2 separate regions of the Mus musculus genome follow, and region 1 is linked to region 2. The links are chromatin contacts, found by Hi-C or POLR2A ChIA-PET in ENCODE. All regions are on one chromosome and are shown on one strand. Each heading gives the region's core, a stretch centred on a gene start or an enhancer-like site at or near the end of the contact. The rest is flanking DNA. Distances are from core to core; before and after follow the strand shown. Region 1 holds the start of Micalcl (MICAL C-terminal like). Region 2 overlaps Gm39070 (a long non-coding RNA gene).

Region 1 (6,475 bases), core at 577-3,076, 170 kb before region 2:
GCTTCTCACTCAAGGGTCCTGGAGGAATTCTGTTTGCTGTGTGACTGTGTGTGCATGGTCACTGTAGACACTGTTCCTCTTGTGGGAGCTCTGAAACTCACCCGGGGCCAAGATCTGGAGAAGAAATAAACTCTCTCTCTCTCTCTCTCTCTCTCTCTCTCTCTCTCACACACACACACACACACACACACACACACACACACACTTATATTCTAGTGCAAGCTGCTATCTTCTTGCCTTGGTCACAATGGCATAGAACCAAAAGCAGAGGTGGGGTGGGGTTGGGATCTAGTCCAGTTTCTGGGACAGAACCAAGCACCCGTCTCTCAGTTTCCCTTTCTCATTTCAAACTTGGAGCTCATAGCTGCTACAGCTCTGTGAAACTACAGAATCTTAAGGTGCTGGGATTTCCGAGTAGAGGGAGAGGAATGGAGAGTTCCCAAATCCCTCGGCAATGATTACAGCCAGCAGTGGAAATCAAGTCAAGCTAACAGTTTTCCTTGCCCTTGGATTCCAGGCTAGGCCAGAGAAGATACCATGTAAGGAATGAGCGAGACTGCCCTCCCCCACCCCTCCCCCTGCCCATGACTCACTGGACTGGAATCTTCTTCTCCAGTTCTGGTATTTGCTTGGAGTTGGAGACTGGAGGCTATGGGCCCGCTGCAGAGCTGAGGAGGGAGTAAGAGACCATTAGCTGTGTAGGGGAGGAATTTGTCTCCCATGGCTTACTCACCAAAAGTTAGCAGGAAGATGCTTAGGATGGGCGGAGACACTTCTTATCATAGTGTACTTCTCTGACCCCCCTCCCATTATTCATTAATTCATTCATTCATTTACTCACTCACTCATTCATACACACGTCCATAAAATAATTATATAGGAGGCTGGGGAGATGGTTTGATTCCCTGCAACCCAGATGAAATGCTGGGAGCAGGAAGGAAAGCCTTCCCCAGGAAAGGGCACATTAATGAGTTGCCCAGTGCTAACTGGTCAGGCCTGGAGACACATACTAGTAACACTATATAAACAAGACAGGTTATTTTTAGAAATATATCTGTATGATACAAATACATATATGCATGCAATAGCAATTAAGGAAAAAGGCCATGATTTCAAGTAGAGGAGGGAGAACTGTCTAGGAGAGTCTGGAGGGAGGGAAAGAAAAGGAGAAATGTTGTAATTAGATTCCAATCTCAAAAAGTAACCTGGCTGTAGAGGCATGTGTCTGTAATGGCGGTAGTCCTACAGTGAGATGGGAGAATAGAAACATCAGGAGAGACCCTGCCCCAATAAAGTAGAAAGTGAGAACTGACTCCTGGAAGTTGGGTTCCTGCGGAAGCACTTTTGCAGGGCCCTGTGTGCTTCCCCTCTGCCTGGCTGGGCCTTGAGCACAGGCACTGGCCGCCCCGAACCTCAGAACAGATGTGGCATCCAGCTGCATCCTGTTCCTGTGCAGGGCTCTCAGGCACGGGCCCCCGTGCTTCCATCATAGAGAAAGGAGGGGCGTGAGCGCACATGTGAGGGGCAGAAGGTAGAACTGGGAGGTATGGGGGAGGAAGAGACCCCCAGGAGGGGTCTGGGTGTGGGAGAATGAACAGGGAAGGTTCGAACACAGAACTCTTTGGATCCAACACCTCTCCAGTGAATGTTCTCTCACCTCACTTAGACATCAGCCCACCCCTGTGAGATCCCACCCCTGTGAGATCCCACCCCTGTGAGCTGACTTGAGCACTGCCATGCCAGCCACTACCTGGGTTTCCTTTCTCAGGACCAGAACCTTCAGCTCCTTAGGGTCTCTGCTTTAACCTCAGTGGGATAGTGGAACTGATGGCTCAAGTGCCCCACTGGTGGTAATAGGCCACGTAGGCATAGTTTCACCATAGTGAGGTCATAATATAATAAGAGTCCTAGGTCAGAGGCCCGGCTCCATGGGTTCTGTGAAGCTTGGGTCGAGACATGTCCCAGGAGGCTCAGGTATTTGAATGCTTGGGCACTGAGAGGGCTGGACTCGGAGAATGTATAGCCTCACCCTTCTTCCCGTTCACTTTCTGCTTTGTGTTTGCTATTGGAGAGGTGAGCTCCCAGCTTCTTGCTCTGGCCGCCACCGCTGCTTGCCGCCTGCTGTCAGGCCTCCGTGCCATGCTGGACTCTCATCCCTCTGGAACCGTAAGCCCAAATAAATCCATCCTTTTCTAAGTTTGTCCTGGCCATGGTGTTTTACCCATATGTCAAGCTTTTCCCAGAGAAAGTGAGCAGACGCCATTGTGAAAATGCAGGTTAAGTATTTTAAACACCACAAAGCAAGCATTTGAGCCCATCTCTGGAGTGCTGATGTGAGCTCTGGGTTTAATAGACAAAGATCTGGGTCAGGAGGCAAGAGAACAAAGTCCAGGTGGGGCTGGTTAATCAGTGTTTTGTTCTGGCTCTGCACAGTGACTAGAAGAAACATCTTAGTGCTTGAGAGAACAGGCCACGCCCTTCTCATGATCATGGAGGCTGGGGGTGGGCTGTGTGCGATCTCATCACCGTGACCGTTTGCCATGCTCTGCTGCTCTGAAATCTAAGGAGTGACTGTAGGTTAGAACAGTGACTGGAAACCTGTAGACTTCTTTGGGGGCCTGGAACAGGACTCTATAAGGGCTAAAAGTAAGCCAGGATCACTCTCTTCTTTATGCCTTCAACCTTGGCAGGTGGGAGAGATGGGGCGGGTATCACTTAGTTCAACACAGACGCTTCTGAAGTGATTGACACTCAGGAGTCTGGCCCAAAGCTTGGACAAAGACAGAAGCAAATTCAGGTAGAAAGGCCGGGTTTCCTTGCTCTGTATCAGCCTGTGGGCCCAAGTGAGCAGCAGCATTGGTCTCCTAATTTTGAGATTATAATATAAGCACATCATCTCTCCCTTCCCTTTCCGCCCTCTGGACTGTCCCATGTTCCTGTCCTTGCTCTCTTTCAAATTCATGGCCTCGGTTTTCCCCCAATAATTGTTGTTACACACACACACACACACACACACACACACATTCCTAAATATAACCTGCTCTGTTTGTATATTACTCGTATGTGTGTTTTCAGGGCAATGGGGTCTTGTGTTCTTCCCACTCTTTCTTCCCCTCTCAGCACGCCTTAGTTGACTCCAGTTCTTTGTGTAGGGTTGAGTCCACATGGGCTTTCCCCCCACCCACGTTGGCATGTGGATGTCCTAACTCGGCTTCCGTTTAGGTAGTCATGTTGGTGAGACTTCATGGATGTAGCATCTGACATGACTAGGAAACACAATCTCATTGAAAACATCCCAGTTCTCTGGATCTTACAATCTTCCTGCTCCCTCTGGATTCAGCACTTTTCAGCAAAAGAATCTGTCTGTCTGTCTGTCTGTCTCTTTCTGACTCTGTCTCTGTCTCTCCCCCCGCCCCTTTTTTCTTTCTCTTCCTTTGTGTTTGATATGGTCTCACTATGTAGCGCTGGCTGGCCTGTATCTTGCTGTGTAGACCAGGATGACCTCAGGCTAGCAGCAACCCTCCACCCTCTGCTTATCAAGTGCTGAGAATACAGGTTTGCATACCCACATCGGGCAAAAGAAATGTCTAAGTAACGTTTACAGCAATGGTTTATTGAGCAGTGTCAAACAGCACAAAGCTTAGCTGAGTCCCTTCTCTCAAGCTTGCACTCTGTGTGTACTACTACATAGTAGTATGTTTGCATGTAGGTTTTATGTTCGTTTTTAAAAATGTGTATGAGTATTTGCTTGTATGTATGCCTGTGTACCATGTGCATGCCTGGTGCCCTCAGAGTCCAGAAGATGTGTCATAGTCCCTGGAGCTGGCAGTACAGGCAGTTGTGAGCCACCATCTGAGGGCTGGATCCTCTGCAAGTGCTCTTACCTTCCGAGCTATCTCTCTGGCCCTACTCTGTGTTATTTTAAAGGATCACTGTTGGAGCTCACAGTGCACAACCTGTTTTGGGGAAAGGCGTAGAGGGCAGGAATTTAGCCAGATGTCATTGATCTGATTTCATTGTTGCATACTAGCAATGTTCTTCCTTCTCTATAGCTGTTGTCAAATGACCACTCAAAGATGAAGAAGAACTGACTTGTTTAGGCTGGCACAACTTGGGGACAGATTGCCCTCCTTAGTTGTACTGATTTCTGTCCACGAACTCCATGAATTAGATATATTCGCTTAGTGGCTTGGGCAGGTGCTGGAGCCACTTCATTCACACACACCAGCAAGCTGCCCTGCTGTGCTGCCTAAAGCGCAGGCATGCTGACCTGCATCGATGCACTTGGGATTCTTGTGCCAGTGCAGACACTTGATCTTGCTCTAGCCCACGGAGCCTGGCTCTGGGATGGTAGAGATTTAGGACCATGCCTTTGACGTAAGATTAATAGACACCACTGAACTGGGTTCTCATGCTTTGGATTTTAAGTGTCCCTAAAGGGCTAGCGTGTGAAAAGCTTGGTCCTTAGCCTGTGATGCTGGGGAAGGCGGTGGGAGCTTTAGGAGGCGGGGTCTAGGGCAGGGAAGCTGGGTCACTGGGCTTGGAGCTTTGAAGGACCTTGAGGATCTTTGCCCCTTTCTGGTTTTCTTTTCACTGCTGAGATGCCACCAGGTGAGCAGTTTTCTCCACCATGGTGTGCTGCCCCACCACAGGCTCAAAGGCACCTGGGCCAGGAGACCACAGAGACTGACATCCCACCACGGCAAGCCAGAGTCTTGCCTGCTTGTAAGTTGTCTATCTCAGTGTTCCCCCTGCTCCCTGTCCCCAGCAGTGGAACGCTGATCAAGACACAGAGAGTTTAAGGGAATGTTTTCTAGTTTCTGTGACACAAGGATTTAAGTTGCATCACATCCTCATCTTGGGAGGGTTCTAGGTTGAAGAACTAGGAGAGTATGGAAGGTTCCTTGGCATGCCAAGGCAGACCTAGAAATCTCTTGTTAAGCTAAAGGACTATCAAAGCCGTTATCTTTTCACATTTACTCATGTGTTATAAAAGGGTAAAACTGACTTTGAACTTTGAACTTTATACTTTGTTGAGACTGTCATAGACTATGGGGACTTTTGAAGTTAGACTAAATGTATTTTTTATTATGGTATGGCGAGGTATGGGCTCCACAGACTCATGTGTTTGAACAAGCCTATGGGGGTCAGGGGGTGGAATGTAGTGGTTTGAGTATGGTTGGCCCATGGGAAGTGGTATTATTAGGAGGTGTGGCCTTGTTGGGGGAAGTGCATCACTGTGGGGGTGGGCTTTGAGGTCCTGTGCTCAAGCTCCACCCAGTGTGGAGAGACCCTCCTCCTGGCAGCCTGTAGAAGAGTCTCCTGCTGCTGCCTTTGAAGCAAGATGTAGAATACTCAGCTCTCTCTAGAGCACCATGTCTGCCTGGACACCGCCATGATGATGGACTGAACTGCTGAGATTGGAAGTTAGCCCCAGTTAAATGTTTTCTTTTATAAGAAAAAAAGGGTGGAGTAAAACCAGAGACAACCAATAAAAAATAAAAAAATATGCCTAGAAAGATGGAGAGAGGGTTTGTCTCCCTTTGGGGTTGTTGTGGATAACACTGCTGTGATCACAGCTATATAAATCAGGAGTCTTACAAACAATACCTAGCTCTTACCCGGGTTCCTCTGAATTTACCGGGAGGCAGTGATGCAGTAAGCATATTAGCTGGTGGACCTCCATGAGATCCACTAGCTAGGTTTATCCTGTGCTGTTTGGGAAAGTGAGGCGTCATCACTCTGACGCCTGGAACTGCAGACTGTCTAAAGGAGGAAAGACTTACTAGCCAGCAGGATTTTAGCGAGTTCAGTCCATAGCTAGCTAGGTCTATCGCTATTGGTGTGCAGTGCCACAGAGCATCATATAGTGGATCGAACAGTCCCACCCGAAAGCAGGGAAAGTGGGAGGAAGAGTCTGGGGTTAAGATGCGCCTATGAGAGACACCCACAGTGACCTACTTGCCCCAACCAGGTCCCACAGTCTCATGGGCCTTTCAGCTATGGCCTCATTGACAAGTTATCACCACTCATGATTTAATTAACCGTCAATAGCTAGGGATCAAGCCTGCAACACACAAGCATTTGGCATGGGTTGAGGGTTGAGGACAGACACGTCATATCTACATTGTAGCATCTCTGTATGTAATGTTACATCTGCACTGGGGCTTGTCTGCCGATCATCATGACGACTGCTAAAAACTGAATCAACAAACAGATGGAAGTCAAACGATCTACCTGTTTTTCTCTTTGCTTAAAAGCTCATTGTAGAATAAAGTTGGTTTTATTCTACTGCCAAGACTTCTCTAGATTCTGAGGGCCAACCTGTGCTTCACAGAGTCAGGTCTTGGCATGCCCTTCCCTGCCAGCACAAGGTGCCTGAAAAAACCAGACATTGTTAAGGACATGACATCTTTCAACATCATTTATCTGACATAAATAGAGGCTTTCTGCAGAGTTAAGCATTGTGCTGGTT
Region 2 (6,094 bases), core at 557-3,056:
CACTGCAGCCTGGCTTATAGAGGAATCTGAAGCAATCAGAAGAGATTTTCTTAAAGTATCATCACCTCTACTTTGTGCTTCTCCGGGATCTTATTTTTTTCTTGTAACTGTGTCCAAATACTTAACAAGAATGCTGAACATCAAATGGGACATCTATATCAACCCAGCCCTACCCTGTCACCCACGCCCCAAGGCTCAGGGAACATCACAGAGGAGGATGGGGGGGGGAGCTCTGTTTTATGCTGCCATCTGGACGTGATATGGCGACTGTACTTGTGAACTTACATCTGCTGTCCTTACCTGCACAGGATCAAACCAGCCAGAGTTTCCCAGGTCCCGCGCCTTACTGAAGAGCTATTAGCAGTTGATAGTTGCAGTAGGCCTCTGGGCAGAGGGCCTGGAGGGTTAAATGAAGGTTTCTGTATGTGCTCTGCAGTTAGTGATACAAGGTACAAAGAGGCTGCCAGGTGTTCCTGTGACCATGGGCCAGATGTATGGTTTCCCGTGGTGATGGACTATATATCCTCAAACTGTGAGCCAAAACACCCACCCCCCACTTAAGTTGTCCCTCCCCCCCCCAGATATTTTGTCACAGTAATGTGAATCAATCTTCCTTAAGGATGTGGCCCCACTATACATAACTCACTATACTTAGTAGGTTATGACCAAAGACATGAAGTTGAGAAGGAATCTACTGGAAAAGGATATGGAAAGCCACTAAAGATCCACTTCCTCCTTCTAGACCATGGCCCCTATGGGCTCCACAGTCTCCCAAAACAGAGCCACCAGCTGGAGACCAGGTGCTCCAGCACATGAGCCTATGAGAAAATGTTTACATACAATCCGTAATAGCCCAAAGCAAGAGCCTTCACCCTCTTGAACTCCGAATCTCAGTCCTTCATGCATATCCTAGTATATCACGTCCCTGTGAATCTGGCTTATCCAGAACCACAGACAATCTTATTGGCAGTAAGCAGGGCTTGCTTGGTGGTCGGCTCCGGGAGCAGAGCTGGGTACACTCAGTGTGGCAGCTGCCTAGGAGGAAGGCTCACTTCCTGGATGATGCCTCAGCTTGCTTGGGAGCTGTATCTCCTCCTCCTCCCAGTGTGTTAATTCCATTTCTTCCCAAGTGAGTGTTTTTAGGACATGAGCTAATTATAGTGTCTCCTAAGTCTTTTGCAGTCTGTTTCCTGTTCAAGTACTGCATTAGTCACCAGCAAGAGTCCAACAAACTCCTGTCCCTGCCTGATCTCAGCCACTTGGAACAAGGGGACTCTGGAGAGACTAGGGACAGATCCCAATGGGGAGATAGGACGAGGGGGCTAGACACTGGCTGGGGGGGGGCAGCGGCACAAGGGAGAGTCTCCTGTGCCCCATCCTCTGTGGCCCTCTTGGTCCTGGAGTTTGCTCAGCTGCAGAGGCTGCACAGCATCTCCAGTCAGCTGCATAGTTTTGCTATTACTTGGTGACCTATTTGCATCTTTGCTGAGGATTTCCTCTCAGGCCATATACGGTGATTTCACTGCCTCACAAACGGAGGCTTCCTGCTGCAGCAGTGCTCAGGATCCTTCGCACATGTCCCATCCTTGCCTTTAATTTAGTTTGTGCAAAACAAACAAACAAACAAACAAACAAACAAACAAACAAGCAAGCAAACGCCTTCATACTCAGACCTTCCCATGCATGGCTGGTCCCAGGATCTAACCAGTTGCATTTGATGGGAACTCCCTGCCTCGCTGACTTTTGTGCTCACAGGCGCATGAGCAGCTCCTGCACCCAGGGAGGAAGAGGAGACTGGGCCAGGGTTTGACAAAGCTCCACCTCCAAGCCCTTTTGCTTTCCTGTGTCGTTGCTCCTGCTGTCTCTGGCCTGGAATGAATACCTTGGACCAGGTGTCAAGGTATCCATTGCCAAGACTCTCCATAAGGCCACTGTGTTGCTTTGGCTGTGACAAAATGCTTGACAAAAACAACTTGAAAGATGGGCCCGTTTATTTTCATTTTGGCTCACTCCATCATGATAGGGTGAGCCAGCTGGTCCAGCATGTTGCATCTGCAGTTAGGAAACAAAGAGAGATGAATAGCTGGGGTTCAGCTAGCTTTCCCCTTTTTGTGCAGTAGGATTGGTGCCATCTGACATCAGGGCGGGGCCTTCCCACCTCAGTTAACTGTATCTAGAAAAGCCCCTTACAGACGACACACCCAGGGGGTTGTCTCTTCAATTCTATGTTCTGGAAAGCTGACCATCAGTATTACCCATCACAGCCACCAACATCTTCTGGCCTCCTTGACTGTTTGACCCACCTTTAGCAATCCCTGGTGAAGGAGGGGAGAGCAGGGCTTCCAACCTGAGTCCTCCAGGGACAAAGGAGGGACAGGAAAGGGGAACGTTCTAGTTGAAAACCACATCTTCAGGTGGCCAGCATTCTAGAGACTAAACTCATTCGAAATTGGCTTTACCACTCCCCAGTCACCCCAAAAGGGGACTTGTCCCTTGAACAAAGCTTCTGGGAGCTGTGGAGATGGCTCATTCCACGCTGTCTCCCTTGGAACTTTGGCTTCTGATGCCAACCTCGGGTGGGCCAGGTAAGTCAGGGAGTATCTGATCTGTACCAGGAAGCTTTCTGGAAATGCATACTAAAAGCGAGCCTCTAAGAAGGTGCCCGAGCTCGCATCATCCTCTGTTCCCATTTGGAGCTGACATGCAATGGGTACCTTGAGGTAGACAGGATGGAAGAAAGTGGGTATGAGCCTCATTTGCCAGCCACTAGCTTGGGCTCAGACATCCCCGGGCTACTCCTGAGCCGTGGTGCATTCCAGCAATCTGGCCCAACTATTTTTATAGTCATTTGGTTTCCATCCTAAGAAATTTGTTACAGACCGTCTGCCCACAGAGCATACACGATTACATCCTGGGAAGGGCAATAGCCCAGAAGACGCCATCAGGGGTGGCTGAGTCAGGCTTAGTCAAAGATAAGCTTGCCTCTGCCAGGGCTGAGGACCAGGAGACCAAGTCCCAGGGGAATGGGATATTGGGGAGAAGGGGTGTGAGCACCCAGCACAAACTCTCTCTCCTTAGGGCTACAGTTGTAGGTCTTGAAACAAAGAGCATCTGAAAAAGATTACCTTCAGCTAAGCTCCTCTTTCTCTTCCTCCTTCCTCCCCTTCTCCTCTTCCGTCTTCCTCCTCCCTTCTCTCCCTCTTAAAAGAAAAACATCAACCCCCCCCCCAGCTCCTCTCCCACAGACACCCACCAGGCAGTAGGGCTGAGTTTCTTCTACAAACTTCTTTTTCAGCTACCCAACATAAGAGCAAAGAAGGATGGTAGAGATAACTCGGCCGGCCAGCTGTTCCTCTTGAACAGGGGGGGCCCTGAGAAGTATCCCCAAGACTGCTAGCCCATCCCCTCAGGTGACTCTCCAGACAATCCCCAGCCCCCATCAGCTCTGCAGCTGGGCAAAGGATCGCAAAGGCTCCTGGCAGACAATCATTTACCAGGGAGAATGCCCCATGGGAAAGGATTTCTTCTTGATTACATAGACTATCTCCCGCTCTGTTTTTCCAACAGTGACTCACCCAGGAGTCATCAAAGCTGCTGATGGGGACCATGCCTGTGCTCCTGCCTTAGCTTTGATCACGATTGCATAACTCAGAGCTCAGAAACTGGCTCTAGCTCTTCTGTTCATCCCAAAACCCAAGACAGAAAACGACAAGCCTGAGGGTGGCATTAGCATCAAAGCCTTTCACTTAAATGTACAGATGGGCATGGAAGTGTCAGTGAAAGCCCATAATACCAGCCCTCAGGAGGCAGAGGCTAGAGGACTGCTGCAAGTTCAAGGCTGCTTTCTTCTACCTGGGAGGTTCCAAGTCAGCCAGGGCCACATAAAAGTACTGTAGTAGAGGCTGGAGAGATGGCTCAGAGGTTAAGAGCACTGACTGCTCTTCCAGAGGTCCTAAGTTCAATTCCCAGCAACCACATGGTGGCTCACAACCATCTGTTATGGGGTCTGATGCCCTCCTCTGGTGTGTCTGAAGACAGCTACAGTATACTCCTATAGATAAAATAAATGTAAATAAATATTTCTTTAAAAAAAAAAAAGACTGTAGTAGTTACTTTTCTGTTGTGGTGATAAAATACCAAGGCAACTTACAGAAGGGAACGTTTACTTGAACTTATAGCTCCAGAAAGAGAAGAGTCCATCATGGCGGGGAATTGTAGCAGCAGACACAATGGTCAGGACGCTTACATCCTCGACTGTAGGAGCAAAGCAGAGAGAACTAACCAGAAGTGGAGAAGGGTGTAAACTCTCAGAGCCTGCCTGAGATAGTTCCTCCAGCAAGGCTACACTTCCAAGACCTCTCCAAATAGCATCACCAACTGGATACCAAAGTGTTCGAACACCCAAGCCTATGGGGACATTTCTCATTCAAACTGCCACAGAGACCTTGCCTCAAGATAAAATAAAATAAATTTTAAAAAGAAAAATAAAATAAAAGGTATTCAGCCACATCTAAACACACCTCTGAGTGACACTGGACCTTGAAGGAAAGTGCCAGGCTCTCAGAAATTCTTGCTCAACAGACCTCTACAAGGGATTGCTCATTTGTCCTGTATTTACCGGGTAAGTACCAGTCTGTGGACCCTGTACTAGACAAGACCATTAGCATCTCTATATGAAGTCTTAAAACATGGCCCTGTGAGGCTGAGGAAGGGAGAGTGGGACACAGACCAAGGAAGAGTGTGAGGAATGGGAATTGCTGAGAACAAGGGCAAGTGGCTCGGGAGGAGTCAGTTCTACAGTGAGCCTTGGCCAGTGGCAAGCCTGGGGTGGGGGTGGGGGTGGGGGTGGAGGCGAGGCCAGATGGGGCTGCACGATGAGAGACCTCCTTCCCAAGATCTTTAGCATGGGCTTCATCACAGAAGGGTTTGATTAGGGGAGCTGAGTCACTGAGGGACCCAGCACAAAGCAACAGGGCTCATCTTGGCTAGCTTGGAGAGCATTCGTGAAGAACTGTTTACTGAGGGCTGACCACGCAGTATAGAACTGTCTGCATAAAGATGATGAGGCAAGAGGGGCTGAGGGAAGAAACAGTTACTGGGAGTCAGGGGAAGGTCACTTTGAGAGGAGCTGTGGCCTAGAATTATTACACTGTGAGGAGCCAAATTTTGACTCTCTTCTCCCTGACAGAATTGACTAAGCCCACCCAACATCAGAGAGGTAAGAATGTGAAAATGTGAAGCTGGAATCTAGCTGAGACCACAGCCTTTTCTTTTCTCTTCTCTTCTTTTCTTTGTTTCTCTCAGACACAAGCAGGCCTCCTACTGAGACTGCTCTGTGGCTCTCCAACCAGCAGACTCTCACCAGGGAAGTGAGTTTCTATATGAAGCAGGTATTAGTGGCCATATATCCTACTCCTTGCCCTATTCCCTGACCCCTTCCCTGCCTCCTGCTTGGAAATAAGAGAGCCATGCTGCAGGCTTACACTGTGAAATTTACCCCACACTCAGGTCTGAGAAGATTCCAAGCTTCTGCTTTGTAGACTCTGGTCTCTCTCTTTAGAGACCCCATCATGTAATCTGCTTCTGGTACTAGGTGCTAGATTAATTCTTTGCTGATGAAATGAGCCAATTCAAGCCAGATGGGTTGTATATAGGCAGACTTATTGGGAAGCTGCTCTCTGGTGAATTCACTGGCTCCAAGGATTGAGGCCAGGGGAGTCACCATGGATGTGGGGAAAGAGAGAGAGAGAAAGGGCACTCTTGGGTCAGGAAAGAAGAGACCAAAATGTCTGGATTATCTAGGGAAGAACCTCTAGGGGAAGGGCAGCCCATCCCTGGGCTAGAAAGTTCAGAGTTGGGGGCAGGGCATGCCAGATAGGGACTGAGGGATGCTGGGAAAACCTGGAGGTCAGGTCTGCTTTAATGTGTAATATATGCACCTCAGTCCCTTATCCCAGGGTCTGAAACCAAACAGAAATAACTGACAATCTTCCAAAGATATATGGACATTAATCTCTAACAAGATTTTAAACTCTGGACTTTTTAGAGGCCCTCTGAACCTCCCTTTCATCCTGTTCCCACAACTCCTTAAAAG

What was found. Hi-C counts contacts between places; a loop is a spot of excess contacts on that map. ChIA-PET counts read pairs that join two places held with the same protein, here RNA polymerase II (POLR2A).
Region 1: POLR2A ChIA-PET joins it to region 2 with 57 read pairs in Patski. The contact joins the promoter of Micalcl here to the enhancer-like site in region 2. A Hi-C loop is called at or near these places in 6 of 37 maps with a recorded cell type or tissue (gastrocnemius and heart). POLR2A ChIA-PET finds 5 or more read pairs at or near these places in 1 of 5 experiments (Patski).

What each region holds. Positions count from the first base shown.
Region 1 is chr7:112,370,208-112,376,682 of GRCm38, reverse strand. It overlaps Micalcl (MICAL C-terminal like), which reads right to left and starts at 1,826. Exons shown (of 10, transcript NM_001381862.1): 1 at 1,314-1,826; 2 at 594-668.
Region 2 is chr7:112,199,848-112,205,941 of GRCm38, reverse strand. Gm39070 (a long non-coding RNA gene) reads right to left here. Exons shown (of 3, transcript XR_001778349.2): 2 at 4,151-4,254; 3 at 1,950-2,052. Among named protein-coding and RNA genes, the nearest start is that of Gm39070, 3.3 kb to the right of the region's middle. Within about 2 kb of position 1,806, at least 1 of the 3 ENCODE cell types and tissues checked has a DNase peak (open chromatin) inside an H3K27ac peak, as active enhancers do; it is heart, where a contact is called at or near this core.